Linked DNA regions of Homo sapiens: region 2 is linked to region 1. Evidence: chromatin loops called from intact Hi-C (ENCODE). Cell type or tissue: PC-3. All regions are shown on one strand.

Region 1 (8,000 bases):
GCCTTTTCTCTACTGAGTGGTCTGACACCCTTGCTGAATCTAATTTGACCATATATGCAAGGGTCTCTTCCTAGGCTCTGTATTCTATTTCATTGGTCTTTATGTTTTTCTTTATGCCAGACTAAAGTGTTTTGATTACTGTAGCTTTGTAATAAGTTTTGAAAACAAGAAGTGAAATCAGGAGTGCTCCAGCTTTGTTTTCAGTATTGCTTTTTGTTTTCAGTATTGTTTTAGCTGTTGGGGTCCCTTGAGATTCCATACAAATTTTAGGATGGGTTTTTTCTACTTCTGCAAAAACATAATTGGGATTTTAATCAAGATTGCATTTAATCTGTAGATTATTTTGAGTAGTATTGACATCTTAACAATATTAATTCTTCCAGTCGTGAACACGGGATGTGCTTTTATTTATTTATGTCTTTAATTTCTTTCAGCAATATTTTGTAGTTTTCATTGTACAAGTCTTTCACTTCTTTGGTTAAGTTAATTCTTAAGTATTTTATTTTTTTCAATGCTATTACAAATGGAATTATTTTCTTAATTTTCTTTTTGGATTATTCAATGTTAGTGTATAGAAATGCAACTGATTTTTGCTTATTGACTTTGTATCCTGTTCTTTGCTGGGTTTATTAGTTCTAAAAGGTTTTTTGGTGGAATCTTTATGATTTTCTACCTATAAGACCATATCATATTGAAGCAGATCATTTTACTTCTTTTCTAATTTAAATTGTCTTACTTGTTTTTCTTGCTTAATTTCTCTGGCTAGGACTTCCAGTAACTACATTGAACAGAAATGACAAAATGAGCATCTTAACCTTATTCCAGATCTTAGATAAAAAGCTTTTAGTCTTTCACTATTGAGTATGACATTCACTGTGAGTTTTTTTGTATATGGATTTTATTATGTTGAGGTAATTTCCTTCTATTCCTAGTTTTTTATGTTTTTGTCATGAAAGCATGTTGAATTTTGTCCGGTGCTTTTTCTGGACCAATTGAGATGACCAGGTTGGGTTTTTCCCTTCATTCTGTTAATGTTGTGTATTATATTGATCAATTTTCATATGTTAAAGCATCCTTGCATTCTAGGAATAAATCCCACTTGGTCATGATGTATAATCTTTTTAATATGCTGCTGAATTCATTGTCAGTTCTGGCTTGGATTTAATTAATTTCTCTCCTCATTATAGGTTGTATTTTTCTGCTCTTTTGCATGCCTGTTAATTTTTGCTTAGATGACAAACATTGCAAATTTTATCTGATTAAGTGCTGGATATTTTCTCAGTCCTATAAAGAGCCTTCAACTTTGTTTTAGGATGCTGTTGAGGTCCTCAGAAATATTGTGATCCTTTTGGGTCTTCCTTTTAAGACTTGTTAGATAGACTAGAGCATTGCACAGTCTGGGTCTAATTACTTCCCACTCCTGAGGCAAAATCTTTCTGTGTGCTCTATCAATGCCCAATGAATACTTAAGGCTGTCCAGTATAGCTATTTGGAAATGGCACTATTCCCAGCCCAGTGTGAGCACTAAGTACTATTATCTCTAATCCTTTGGGTGGTTCTTTCCCCAGCCTCTGATAGTCCTCTCACATGCATGCACTGATCAACACCCAGCTAAATACTCAAGGGATACCCTGCTCAGATCTCTGGAGTTCTGTCTCTATGCAGCTCTCTCCTCTTAGGTCCTCTGTCCTGCTAACACTAGGAAGCACCTCGCCTTCCTCAGACTCTCAGCTCCATCTCCTCAACTCAGAGAGTCCACCAAGCTCCACCTAAGAAACTCCCAAGGCAGCAAGCTGGGGTAATAATAGGGTTTGCCCCATTTATTTCTCATGTCTCAAACATGACTATCCTTTGGTGCCTGATTCTCTCATCATTTCATATATTTTGTCCATTCTTTGGATGATTCAGGTGGTAGGATATATCTGATTCCTGTTTTTCGATGTTTATTAGTAGTCCCTGGCTATTCTTATTTAACGTGATTATTGATATATTTGGTTTAAAATATATTAGTAATTACTGACATATTTGGGTTTAATAATTCTTTACAGTCTTTCACTTGACCTATATGCCTTTTTCTCTTTGACTATCTACTTTTGAATGAATTATTTTTTTATTCCATTTTTGTTTGTCTGTTTTGAGATGGGATTTCACTCTGTTACCCAAGCAGGAATGCAGTGGCATAAAGATGTCTCACTGTATCTAACTCCTGGGCTCAAGCGACCCTCCTATCTCAGCCTCCCAAGTAGCTAGAACTACAGGCTTAGGCCACTACACCCAGCTAATTTTTAAAAAATTTTTTGTAGAGACAGGATCTCACTATGTTGCCCAAGCTGGTCTGGAACTCCTTGCCTCAAGCAGTCCTCCTGTCTTGGCCTCGCAAGGTGCTGGAGTTATAGGTGTAAGCCAATGCGACTGGCATTTATTTTTCCATTTTTTTATTCTATGAGCTTGAAAGTTATGCAATCTTGTATTATTCTTTTAATAGTTGCCTTAGAGGTTGATTATAACATGCTTCTGGACTTATTATGTCTAATAATAAATGATAATTTTATGAGAATGCAAAAATCTTACAATATTTTAACTCCATCTATTCTCTCACAAATTATAGGCCAAGTTGCCACACATTTTCATTCTATTCATATTTTTAACCCAACAAGATGTCATTGTCCTATGCTATGAATATTGATTTATTTTCTTTTATTTACTTATTTATCTATTTATTGAGACAGAGTCTCACTCTTGTTGCCCAGACTGGAGTGCAATGGTGCAAACTTGGCTCACTGCATCCTCCACCACATGGGTTCAAGCGATTCTCCTGCCTCAGCCTCCCAAGTAGCTGGGATTACAGACATTTGCCACCACGCCTGGCTAATTTTGTATTTTTAGTAGAGACAGGGTTTCACCATGTTGGTCAGGCTGGTCTCAAATTCCTGTCCTCAGGTGATCCACCTGCCTCAGCCTCCCAAATTGCTGGGATTACAGGAGTGAGCCACTGTGCCCGGCTGAATATTCATTTAGATTTCCCTATCTATTGACACTTTTAGTTGCACTTCATGCCTTCCTGCATCTCTGACCTCTTGCCTGGGTTCATCCTTTGACCTGAAGATACCTTTTAATATTTTCTTTTTTGTAAAACCCAATTGTATTGGTTCTGGAAGTATTCTCTTTAGTGTAGTTCTTCTCATGCCAAACATCTATATGAAGATATCTTTATCTTTAGTCTTGAAGAATATTTTCTTTTCATAGAAAATCCCAGTTTAGCAGCTATTTTTCTTGCAGCACTCTAAAAACATTGTTCTAATGCTGTTGACTTCCTTTATTTCTGTTGAAAATCAGCTATAAGCATAAGGAAAAGGGGTGGGCGTCCAGGACCCACCAAAGGTAGGCTCTGGGACCTCTCTTGCTTGGGGTGGGGACTAGTGGTCTTGGTGTAAGGGCAACCCAGAAGCATTCTAGCCTTCTTGAGTTGGAGAAGTAAAGTGCACCTTTGAATCATCACACTTCCTAAAACTGGATTAAGGCAACCATAGAGTTCTGGTGCCCCCTGGTGCCTGGCAGAGCCAACTTATCTCACACCTGGAGGGAGATCTCCTACATCTTGATGTATTTCTACAATAAGCCAATGAATGCCCTATCACACAATAAGCACATAAGGAGACAAGACAGACTCTGTAGGCAAACAAAACAGAATGGTCCACAGTCACCCAGATAACGGAATTATGATACACAGATCTCAAAATAAATATGCATTCTTTGTTTATGGAGGAAAAAGACAAGATTGAGAATTTTGGCAGAGATCTGAAAACTGTTAAAAAGAAAAAAAGAAGAAGAAGAAGAAGAAAGAAAAAAGAAAGTTACATCCAGTGCCTCTTAAGACCTGGGCAGACTCTTTGGTCGCCTTGTTCTGGAGCCCTTGGCTGTGTGTTGACCACCTCAGGGTTCCATAGCAAAATTCCACAGGCTGGGTGGCTTACATAACAGATTTTGCACAGTTCTGGAGGCTGAGAAGCCCAAAGTCAAAGTGTCGGCAGATTTAGTTCCTGGTGGGGGTCTTCTTGGGGGTTTGCAGATGGCCAGCTTCTTGCTGTGTCTGCACATGGTGGAGAGCCAGGGCTCTGGTCTTATTAGGGGTCTAATCCTATCATGGCGGCTCCACCCTCATGACCTCATCTGAGCCTAATTTCCTCCCACTGAGGGTTAGGGCTCCAACACGTGAATGTCGGAGGAACACAAACATTCGGTCCATAGCAGCCATCTGTTTTGCTTCCACCACCCCGCTGGTCACCAGTTCTGTGTGGGCACCGCCTGACTCCACAGGGAGTGGGCAGCGCATTTCACCCTAAGCCTGCGGTGGATGCCGCTTGTCTCCTACCTCGGGCCTTCCCTGTTGCCAACAAGGCGAGAAACACCCCAGGATTCGCTCAGTACCCACGCCTGTGCGATCCGGTAACCTGAGGTATTCATGCTCCACGGGGTGAACCCCTGATAAATGGGATTTGGCACTGACTGGTAAATAAATTATTCCCCATTCCTCCTCCCAAACAGAATGTGCTGAGAGTCTGTCATTTTACAGCCTCTTTTTTTTTTTTGTTTTGACAGGGTCTCCCTCTGTCGCCCAGGCTGGAGTGCAATGGCGCCATCTCAGGTCAATGCAAGCCAACTCTCGTGTTTGAGTGATTCTCCTGCCTCAGCCTCCTGAGTAGCTGGGATCACAGGCACCCGCCACCACTTCCGGCTAACTTTTGTATTTTTTTCAGTAGAGGTGGGGTTTCACCTTATTGGTCAGGCTGGTCTCCAATTCCTGACCTCAGGTGATCCGCCCGCCTCGGCCTCCCAAAGTGCTGGGATTACAGGCCTAAGCCACCACACCAGGCCGTTTTACAGCCTCTTAGAAAGTACGTCTCTGAGAAGTGGTCATCAGTCACACTTGTCTGCAGCCCTGTCTCTGCCGTATCTGTGTCTCTCCCCTTCTTCCTCACTGCGCCCCCTGGATTTCACTCTCTAATCAAACAGGAGCGCTGCCCTTGCTTCGCACTCTGCCTTCCAGGGGAATCTGTTACCTAGGGAGGCCATGAGGATGCACCACAGCTGGAGGGCTTCACACAGCAGGAATTCATTGTCCCAAAGTTCTGGAAGCCGAAGTGCAAAATCAAGAAGTCAGCCAGGCTGTGCTCCCTCTGCAGCGTCTAGGGAGAATTCTTCCTGCCTCTTCCAGCTTCCGGTGGATCCCAACATTCTTCAGCTTCTGGCGGACCCCAACATTCCTCAGCTTCTGGCCGCATCCCTCCCATCTCTGCCTCAATCTTCACGCGGCGTTATCACCTGCATGTTTCCCTGTCGTCTTCCCTGTATGTCTGTCTATCTATGTCCAAATTTCCCCTTTTTATAAGGAAGGACCCCAGTCATATGGAATTATGGTCCACCCTAATAACTTCATGTTGACGGACTACCTCTGTAAAGACCCAATTTCCAAATAAGGTCACATTCTGAGGCACTGGGGGTTGGGGTTTTGACATATCTTTTTGTAGAGGACACAATTCAATGAAATCCAATCACTAGGGAACGCTGGCTAAGACAAAAATAGAGTAAAAATCCCATAACTAAATAATAATAAAATAACTGAAATTACAAACTTAATTGATTAGCTTAATAGTGAGTTAGACTGGGCTAAAGATGGGCCGGGAGACAGAATCCAGAATAAAGCATGGAATAAAATAGGGAATTTGGGGGCATACTGAGGACAAAAACAAAAAGAATAGGGGAAAACCAAAAAAGCTGCTAAAAGAAAGAGAAGATAAAGAAGGACTGAGGCATATGTCGACCTTTTTCATATATGTAAAGAAAATACATGGGTGAGGGGGCAAAACGGTAATTGAACAATACATGTTAATGGAATCAAATTATAATGGAAGAGATAACACCCTAGAATTTACCCAAAGTGTTGAAAGAGATCAAGCACAGATTTAAGAAACTTTAAAAACCCGAGCAGAAAAAGTACAAGAAATGCATACCTGGATATAGCATGGTAGAACTGCAGAAAACTAAAGAAAAAGAGAAAATATCAAAAGCAGACTATAAAAGATATATTACTTTCCAAAAAAGCATCATTCAGCCTCTCAGTACCTCCCACACTGAATTGGCAGTTTCTTCTGAGAGGAGAAGCAACCCAAAATGGTTTGTCACGTCTGCCAAATTTGGGGCCAGTATTTCTTCACTATTTTATTATGTCCTAATACCTTCAAGTAGATTTCTTATTTAGCTTTTCTGGCTGTCTTCAAAAGAAGAGCTAAATTACCTACATTTCATGTTTACCAGAAGCTAAGGTGCAAATTAATTTTAATGCTTAAAATATCTAAATGATGGCATCCCCTATAAAAGTGTTCTAGGCCGAAATGATTTTACAAATTAGTTTTAGATTACATTCCAATAAGGATAATTTTTATGTTAGTCAAAGTATTCCAAGCCATAGAAAAAAATTAGAAATTTCCTCAATTCAATTTATGATGCTAACACACCTTAATATCAAAACTTTCTTAAGTTATTTCAAAAAATAAATGAACAGTTTTCATTTCTTATGATAGATGGAAAAAACAAATATATATTAAAATCATACACTATGGTCAAGTAGTTTTTATTCTAGGAAAAGAAAGATATGTCAATATAAGACACAGCCACACAGAGACTACACAGCTGCGTTCTCACTGGTGACAGAACCACTGCACACCACCAGCAAGCACCCTTCTACCTCCCTGTAGGGGAAGGTCTTTCCATAGTGAAATCAGTCTGTGAAGTCTGCAAGAGGTGACTCCATCAAATATGCAGACATCAATGAAAGGCAACAAGAAACATGTAAAACCAAGGAGATATATCACCAACAAAAGAACACAATAATCTCCCAAAACTGACCACAAATAAATGAAAAAAAGCCACTGCACTCCAGCCTGGGCGCAGAGCAAGACTCCATCTAAAAAAAAAAAAAAAAGAAAGAAATGAAAAAAAACTGACAAATAATTCAAAATTCAAAATAATTTAAGGAAGCTCAGCAAACTTCAAAAAATACAGAGAAGTAATTCAGTGAAATCAGAAGAACAATAAGCAACCAAAATGAGAAATGTAACAGAAAGATTGAAATTTTTTTTAAAAAAAAGCAAACAGAAATTCTGGCACAGAAGAATACAATGAATGAAATTTTAAAATGTAATAGAAAGCATCAGTGACAGAATGATCAAGCAGAAGAAAGAATCTGTGAACTTGAAGACAGATTATTTGAAAATATACAGTCAGAGGAGAAAAAAGAGTGAAAAAGAATGATGAAAACTTATGGGACTTTGGGGAGAGTATCAAAAGAGCAAATGTTCACATTATAGAAGTTCAAGAAGAAGAGAGAAATAAAGGGGAAGGAAACTTATTTAAAGAAATAATAGCAGAAAACCTTCCAAACCTGGGGAGCAATATAAATATCCAGGTACAAGAAGGTTAAAGATCTCCAATCTGATTCAATCAAAACAAGACTACTCCTGAGACATAATCAATTTGTCAAAAACCAAAGACAAAGAAAGGATCCTAAAAGCTGCAAAAGAAAAGAAACAAATCACATGTAAAGAAGTTCCAGTAAGGCTAACAGTGGATTTCTCAGCAGAAACCTTACAAACCAGGAGAGAGTGGGATGATATATTCAAAGTGCTGAAGGGAAAAAAAAAAACTTCCAACCAAAAATACTTTACCCAGAAAAGCTATTCTTCAGAGATAAAAGAGAGATAAAGACTTTCCCAGGCAAATTAAAGTTGAGGGAGTTTATCACCACCAGACCTGTCTTACAAGAAATGCTAAAGGGAGTTCTTCAAGCTGAACAAAAGTATGCTAATTAGTAGCACAAAAACATACAAAAGCAAAAACCTCAGTGGTAAAAGTACGTAGTACACAGTCAAATTCAGAATACTCTAACATTGTAATGGTGGTGTGTAAATTATTGTTAGTATATAGGTTAAAAGACAAAATTG
Region 2 (8,000 bases), 420 kb before region 1:
CTGACATTTTAACTAACTGCTTCTTGTGGACTCATCCCTGGTGAGCACCCAGGTACCTACCACATAAACAGCTTGCAAGAGGTACTTGATGAATGAATGAATCCATCAATAAACAAAGGGGCTACATTGTAACAGGTGGCCTGCCAGTATGTCTCTTTCCTTAGACTGTGAGTTCCAGGAGGGCAGGAAGATTTTCGCATTTATTTTTTATTCCCTGGAGCAGGCAGGAAGGTCCCCGCATATTTCTTGAATGAACAAAGGGATGAATGAAGACACACTCGTACAAATAGATGCATTGCATCCTTCCTGTGGATCAAACCACCATGATCTCAACAAGCAGCACCTACGAAGCTCCTCTGACGATGAGAGCGGGACAGCTCCATCCTGTTGGCTGTACCAGGAAGCCCAGCCTGCTGCAGACTCATCCCATCACATACCTGTGTTTCTCAGAAACTTATCAGGAAGAAGGCAGTGTCTGTGACCTCAGCCCTTCTGCCAGGCGCTGCTGGCCCAGGTTCAGGGTCAGCTGCAATTCTCCCTCGGTGGGTGCCGACCTGCAGAGCTCTTGCCGCAGGTGTTATGCAAACAACTGGGGCCACCGCAGTGTGTGCATGGCCCTGCCTTGTACTCTGAGAGCTCGGCCCCTTGAAAGATACCCTTTGAACTATTGAAAGGGCACACTTCCAAGCAAAGGGTAGTGTTTGTGCTGACCATCCTCCCCCAGCAGTGTTAAGTCTTTCGGGGCAAGATGGTAAGATCCACAGAGGAGCCTAAGTGGAGGGAAGGACATGGTAAAGATGAAAGCTTTGGGGGGCTTGGTGTTGGGAGCTTGTGCATCTCCCCGGGAGAATATCTCGGTCCCATCTTGGATTTTGAGAAGCCGCACACTGCGTGTCTTCTCAGCTGCTTGCTGGCATCTGCGGAGCCAGCTTCAGAAAGAACACGTGGATTTAGGGACCAGGGGCCAGCCAGCCCACAGATACAGATGTTTCACCTCTAGAATCTCCAGATGTTGCACATCATTCTGCAGTTTCTCTTTCTGCAGCTCGCTCCTCCTGAGAAAAAGACTTAAAGAAGGCAAATAGCTCAACCATTACAGTCACATCAGCGGATATTCTCCACAACACCCCCTCCCCACATTTTTGCTGAGAAAGTCCATTTCAGAAACCTTTTACATTAATGACTAAATTGAGTATATATTCCAGTTTCCTAAAAGGACCAATTTCAAATATGCAAAATTCATAGGTTTTTTTAAAAAATGCTCTAAAGTGGTTGCATTTTACACAAATCACCTGTGCAAACAGCAGAGCACTCCATCTGCTTCTGTGTCTGACAGACACAGTGGGGCTCTAGGTCCCCACGCCACCCAGGGACTGCCACTCGGCCTCCCTGACGCTTGTGTCTCTCACCTCAATAGAGGAGGACAGAGCTCTCAGAGGCCACCATGAGGAGTCGGAAAAAGCATGGGTGGAAAGGTCAAATCAAGCATTTGGCCAGACAGGGCCTTGCTCCAAGGCACCTGCTTCAATGATGATCCATTGATATGTCAGAGCCGTTGTTCCTTCCTGCTCCAATGACCTGACTCCAAGAGCTGGGAAGGACCTTGGAAATTATCTGGCCTGCCTTCTCATATGGGGAAAGTAAGTCTCAGGCCAAGGGGCTTCTGTGGCTGACAGAATAATGTCCCCCCATCAAGGCATCCGTGTCCCAATCCCAAGAATCTGCGAATATGTCACCTTACATGGCAAAAGGGACTTTCCAGAGGTGATTACATTCAGGATTTTGAGCTGGGAGAGTATCCTGGGTTAGCCAAGCAGTCTCAACCATCTAATCACTGAGTCCATGTAAGCGGAGAACCTTTCCCAGCTGTGTCAGGAACAGACCTGATGATGGGTTGGAAGAGAATTGGAGGTCCTGCTGCATGGCTGGCTTTGAAGACGGAGGATGGGGCTATAAGCCAAGGAATTCAGATGGGTCTAGAAATTGGAAAAGTCAAGGAAACAGATGCTGCCCCTAGAACCCTAGAAGGAACACAGCCCTGTGGGTGCCTTCATTTTATCCCCTGGGACTCGGATCAGACTTCTGACCTCGAGAACAGCAAGGTGATACACATGTGTTGTTGTGGGCCACTGGGTGTGTGGTAATTTGTTGTGACAGTGACTGGAAACTCATTCAGCTTTCTAAGTAACAGAGCCCATGTGCGGTGAAGCCACGACCCTGTGGCCAGTTTCCTGACTCCCCATCTAGTGATTGGCACCCAGAGCCCTAGACTGGCTTTTTCTCCCAAAAGTTGGCTACAGATGGTGGTCGTAGCAGCTGGGTTCCCTCTCTTCCCTCTAGAAGATCAGAGCAAAAATGCTGTCACTGTCACTCCTGGCAACCATACCCAAGTATTCTTTCATTTGTTCATTATTCAGCAAATATTTCCTGAGCACCTACTCTGTGCCAGGTACTGTTCTAGGCACTGGGGATGCAGCTGTGAATGTCATGCTAAGTCCCCGCTTCCTGCAGGTCCCACTCAGAGATGCCTCTGGAGATGAACTGACCCCTTGAGGCACCCAGATGCTCCATCTCCTCTACAGATGAATGGATAAACAAAACGTGCTGTGTGCACACAATGGAATATTACTCAGCCATAAAAAAGGAATGATGCAATACAGGTTTCAACATGGAGGAACCTTGACAACATTATGCAAAGTGAGAGAAACCAGACACAAAAGACCACATATTGTGTGATTCCATTTATATGAAATGTCCAGAGTAGGCAGACCCATAGAGACAGAAGACAGCTTAGTAGTTACCAGGGGCTGGGAGGAGCAGGGAGATGGAGAGTGATTGCTCATGGGTTCAGGGTTTTCATCTGGGGTGATGAAAAAGTTTTGGAACCAGATGGTGGTGATGGTGAGCCAACAATGTTAATATATTTAATGCTACTGATGTGTACGCTTTAAAATGGCAAATTTTAGGTGATGTGTTGTTACCACAATACAAAAAAAAAAAAAAGGCAGTGAAGCTATGTGCACCTTTTGCTGGAGGCATTTGGCGAGTCCTGTCCTAACTGCAAGGAGGGGCCCGGGAGTCTTTGGGGCTCAGCAGAAGGTGCACACGCCTGCACGTCCAACGCCCCTGCTGAGGTCAGACCCTCTGTGCCTCACATCACATCTGCAAAGCGGGGAAACACGGCCTCCGCACGGTGGGTTGTAGAGCCCAGTAGGTGGCCTGCCAAGAGCCAGCCCCTGCCACCTTCTCGGAGGCTGCATCTTTGCAGGGCCACCTTCTAAAGGAGGCTGACCAAGCCCCTCACTCCCTGGCTTCCTGTGGCCTGCCCACTTGCACATTGTTGGGTCATGACTCACATTTGTTTATCATTTAAATTCAGCCTCTATGTGAATGTATCTCACAACAGATCCTGACCATGGAAGAATCAGAGGGGCAGCCGACATGCACAGTCACCCTGTAGGGAGAAGGAGAGAAGGAGAGACAGAGGAGAGGGGAGGGGAAGGGAGGGGAGGGAGTGTTCTGGATACCTGTCCAGATGCGTGGCTGCTCAGTCATGGGAGAAACAAGGGGAGAAGCATCTGAGATGACCCAGTGAATGCGGGGCACAGGCAGCTCTTCTCCTTTAGGGTCAAACCTCAGAGTTATTAAGACATCATTAAAACAATATACTTCACAATTTATCCAGCATCGAGCAGTGTTGGGTACAAACGCTTCCAGACTTTTTATTAACCAATTTAATCATTTGCCTGGAAGAAGGACCAAAACGTTAAAATGAAGTATAGCTTCAGTGACCAGCGAGGGGAAAATCTCCACCGACAATCTGCATGAAACCCTCTCGCTGGGGTTGGAGTGTTACCTTCACAAGGCATGAGTCCCTCCTTAGCCTGGGTTGGAGCAGACGGCTCCACCATTCAAAGAAGGGCAGGGTCACCCAACGGCGGCCGCCCAGACGGGCACCCTGGGACCACCCCGTCCAGGGTATCTGTGCAAGCTGATTGCTTTAAATAAAGTCAGCCGCTTTTCCAGCTAATGTAAGGATGGTGGGATCAATTGGGTACACAGAAACAGATTACCAAGCAGGTGGCTTCGGGCTAAAGATAAATTGTGTCCTCATGTAACTTGGGAAGAGTGGGTGCAGCAGCTCCTAGTGTGCAAAGCAAGATCGTTTAGTTACTTCTTTCTGCTGGGAAGCCCAGGCTGTGACTGTGGCTCCGAGAAGCCCCAGAAGACCCTCCCCTGATGGAAAAGGTTATTGTTGAAAAGCACTACCCAGAGCTCCAAATGGAATCAAGTTTTGGCTCCCGCAGAGCTGGTTTTCCCCAGCGGCGGGGTGGGGGACACAAGTCCCCGTGTGCCCCCTGCTTGCCTGGGCACACACCTCTGTGGGCAGAGGGCTCTCTCTGCTGGGGCTGAGAGGTCACATCCTGTTCCCAGCAGGCACCATTCCTGGGGGCCCACCCTTTCCTCCTTACCTGAGTTAACCTCCCCAGACGTCTGGCCTGGCAGGTTTGCCTAGGATGTTGGAAGCAACCTGCCCTCTGCATATTTCTGCTGCTTTCCATGTTTCTGCTATGCCTGGCCCTCGCCCACGCTGTGCACCCTCCAGGCATCCGCACTCTCCCTTACTTCTTTCTCCTTCTTTTTTTGGGGGGTTGGGGTGGGGGGAATAATTATAAATTCACAGGAAGTTGCAAAAATAGTACACAGAAGTCCCATGCACTCTTCACCCAGTTTCCCCCAAAAGTAGCATCTTGCATAACTATAGTTCAATATCAAAATCAGGAAACTGACCTCGGTGGAATCCACAGATCTTATTCAGATTTCACCAGTTTTACAAGCTGTCCTAGTCAGTGGGGGTTTCTGTAACAAATACTACAGATCATAGACATTTATTTCTCATAGATACGGAAGCTGGGGAGTCCGAGATCACAGGGCTGGCAGACTCAGTCCCTGCCCTCTCGCTGAGTCCCGGCACGCTGGAGAGAGACCATCTCTTCTTAAGTCTCTTCTCACTAATCTCATCATGAGGGCCCCACCCACAAGACCTCATCACCGCCCAAAGGCCCCACCTCCTAATACCATGCCTTGGGGGGTTAGGGCTTCAACACGAATTTTGGAAGAACGCAAACATTCGGTCCACAGCACATGTGTTCGTCATGTGCATGTGTGTATGTGTATATATTTTGTTCTATGCAATTTTCTCACATGGGTACATTTAGGAAAGCACAATCAGTTCCATCACCACAAGGATCCCTCTTGCAACCCCTTTATGTCACATCCATGCCCTTCTTCTCCCCAACCCCATCCCCATCCCCTGGTAAACAACAGTCTGTCTCCATCTCTGTAATTTTGTCATTTTGAGGCTGTGACACACAGCTTCTGGAGACGGGCCCCAAGGTCCATCCACGCTGGGCTTGTTCCCAGTTGGTTCCTTGCGGGAGCTGACCAGTATTCCCCAGCGCGGATGCACCACGGTTTAACTGTGCACCTGCCGAAGGGCCTTCCGGTTTCTGGCTTTGGGCTGTTGCAAATGAAGCCACTGTGAACATTGTGCACAGGTTTTGGTGTGAAGGAAAGTTTTCGTTTCTCTGGGAATAATTCCCAGGAATGTAATTGCTGGGTCACAAGGTAAGGCTATGCCTAGTTTCTAAAGAAACTGCCAAATTTTCCCAGAGTGGCTCTGCCATCTGACACTCCCACTGGCCATATATGAGAGACCCAGTTTCTCACCATCCTCACCGGCATTTGGTGTTATGACTGTGTTTATTGTTATGTTTTGTTTTTTGAGGAATACTAGTCAGGTATTCTGTAGAATGTCTCTCAAATTGAGGACATTTGATGATTTTCTCATGGTTGTCACTAGTTTTTATTTTCTTTTAGCCATTCTAATAGGCATATATTGATAACTCTCATGATTTTAATTTGCGTTTCCCTAACGGCTAATGCTGTCGCCCATTTTTTGTGAGCCTATTTGCCATCCGTATGTTCTCTTTAGAGAAATGTCTATGCATGCTTTTTGCCCATTTTCTAATTGGATTGTTTGTTTTATACCTTTGAGTTTTGAGAATTTGTTATTTTTCTAGCTATGAGTCCTTTGTCAGATATATGCTTTTCAGATATTTCCTCCAAGTCTGACTTGCCTTTTCATCCTCTGAACAGGGAACTTCACAGTGCAAGTGTTCTTAATGTCGATGGAGTCCAATGTCTGATTTTTTATTTTATGGATTGTGCTTTTGGTATCATGTCTAAGAACTCTCCACCAAGCCCTCAGTTTGCAAAGCTTTTCTCCTATGTTTTAAACAAAGTTGTGTAGTTTTACATTGAAATCTCTGATCTATCTTAGTGAATTTTTAGATAGGATGTGAGGTTTGCATAGGACGTGAAATTTAGATAGGACTTGAGGTTTAGATAGAATGTGAGGTTTAGATAGGATGCGAGGTTTAGATAGGATGCGAGGTTTAGGTAGGATGCGAGGTTTAGATAGGATGCGAGGTTTAGATAGGATGCGAGGTTTAGATAGGATGCATGGTTTAGATAGGATGCGAGGTTTAGGTAGGATGCGAGGTTTTGGTAGGATGCGTGGTTTAGATAGGATGCGTGGTTTAGATAGGATGCGTGGTTTAGATAGGATGCGAGGTTTAGACAGGATGCGTCGTTTAGACAGAATGCGAGGTTTAGGTAGGATGCGAGGTTTAGATAGGATGCGAGGTTTAGATAGGATGCGTGGTTTAGATAGAATGCGAGGTTTAGGTAGGATGCGAGGTTTTGGTAGGATGCGTGGTTTAGATAGGATGCGTGGTTTAGATAGAATGCGAGGTTTAGATAGGATGCGAGGTTTAGACAGGATGCGTCGTTTAGACAGAATGCGAGGTTTAGATAGAATGCGAGGTTTAGGTAGGATGCGAGGTTTAGATAGGATGCGAGGTTTAGACAGGATGGGAGGTTTAGATAGGATGCGTTGTTTAGGTAGGATGCGTGGTTTAGATAGGATGCGAGGTTTAGATAGGATGCGAGGTTTAGATAGGATGCGAGGTTTAGATAGGATGCGTTGTTTAGGTAGGATGCGAGGTTTAGGTAGGATGCGTGGTTTAGATAGGATGCGAGGTTTAGATAGGATGCGAGGTTTAGATAGGATGCGAGGTTTAGATAGGATGCATGGTTTAGATAGGATGCGAGGTTTAGACAGGATGCGTCGTTTAGACAGAATGCGAGGTTTAGGTAGGATGCGAGGTTTTGGTAGGATGCATGGTTTAGATAGGATGCGAGGTTTAGATAGGATGCGAGGTTTAGATAGGATGCGAGGTTTAGACAGGATGCGTCGTTTAGACAGAATGCGAGGTTTAGATAGAATGCGAGGTTTTGGTAGGATGCGAGGTTTAGATAGGATGCGAGGTTTAGATAGGATGCGAGGTTTAGGTAGGATGCGAGGTTTTGGTAGGATGCGTGGTTTAGATAGGATGCCTGGTTTAGATAGGATGCGAGGTTTAGATAGGATGCGTGGTTTAGATAGAATGCGAGGTTTAGGTAGGATGCGTGGTTTAGATAGGATGCGAGGTTTAGATAGGATGCGAGGTTTAGACAGGATGCGTCGTTTAGACAGAATGCGAGGTTTAGATAGAATGCGAGGTTTTGGTAGGATGCGAGGTTTAGATAGGATGCGAGGTTTAGATAGGATGCGAGGTTTAGATAGGATGCGTTGTTTAGGTAGGATGCGTCGTTTAGATAGGATGCGAGGTTTAGATAGGATGCCTGGTTTAGATAGGATGCGAGGTTTAGACAGGATGGGAGGTTTAGATAGGATTCGAGGTTTAGACAGGATGCGTCGTTTAGACAGAATGCGAGGTTTAGATAGAATGCGAGGTTTTGGTAGGATGCGTGGTTTAGATAGGATGCGAGGTTTAGATAGGATGCGAGGTTTAGACAGGATGGGAGGTTTAGATAGGATGCGTTGTTTAGGTAGGATGTGTGGTTTAGATAGGATGCGAGGTTTAGATAGGATG

What was found. Peaks named below come from ENCODE experiments on the same cell type or tissue, not always from the same donor. Only the 100,000 strongest peaks of a DNase experiment are listed, where the experiment ranks them.
Region 2: a loop joins it to region 1, with 21 times the contacts of the local background. A loop is called at or near these places in 3 of 110 quality-filtered maps.

Annotation. Positions count from the first base shown.
Region 1 is chr14:101,662,130-101,670,129 of GRCh38, forward strand. All of the region lies in intron 1 of LINC02320 (long intergenic non-protein coding RNA 2320), which reads right to left. Among named protein-coding and RNA genes, the nearest start is that of LINC00239, 64 kb to the right of the region's middle. RefSeq lists an enhancer at 4,341-4,840. In PC-3, CTCF peaks have their summits at 3,551 (motif pointing left), 3,750 and 4,642; a DNase peak (open chromatin) is centred at 3,542; H3K27me3 peaks cover 445 bases.
Region 2 is chr14:101,238,705-101,246,704 of GRCh38, forward strand. No RefSeq gene overlaps it. Among named protein-coding and RNA genes, the nearest start is that of LINC02285, 120 kb to the left of the region's middle. In PC-3, no CTCF peak of the experiment used is centred here; a DNase peak (open chromatin) is centred at 3,417.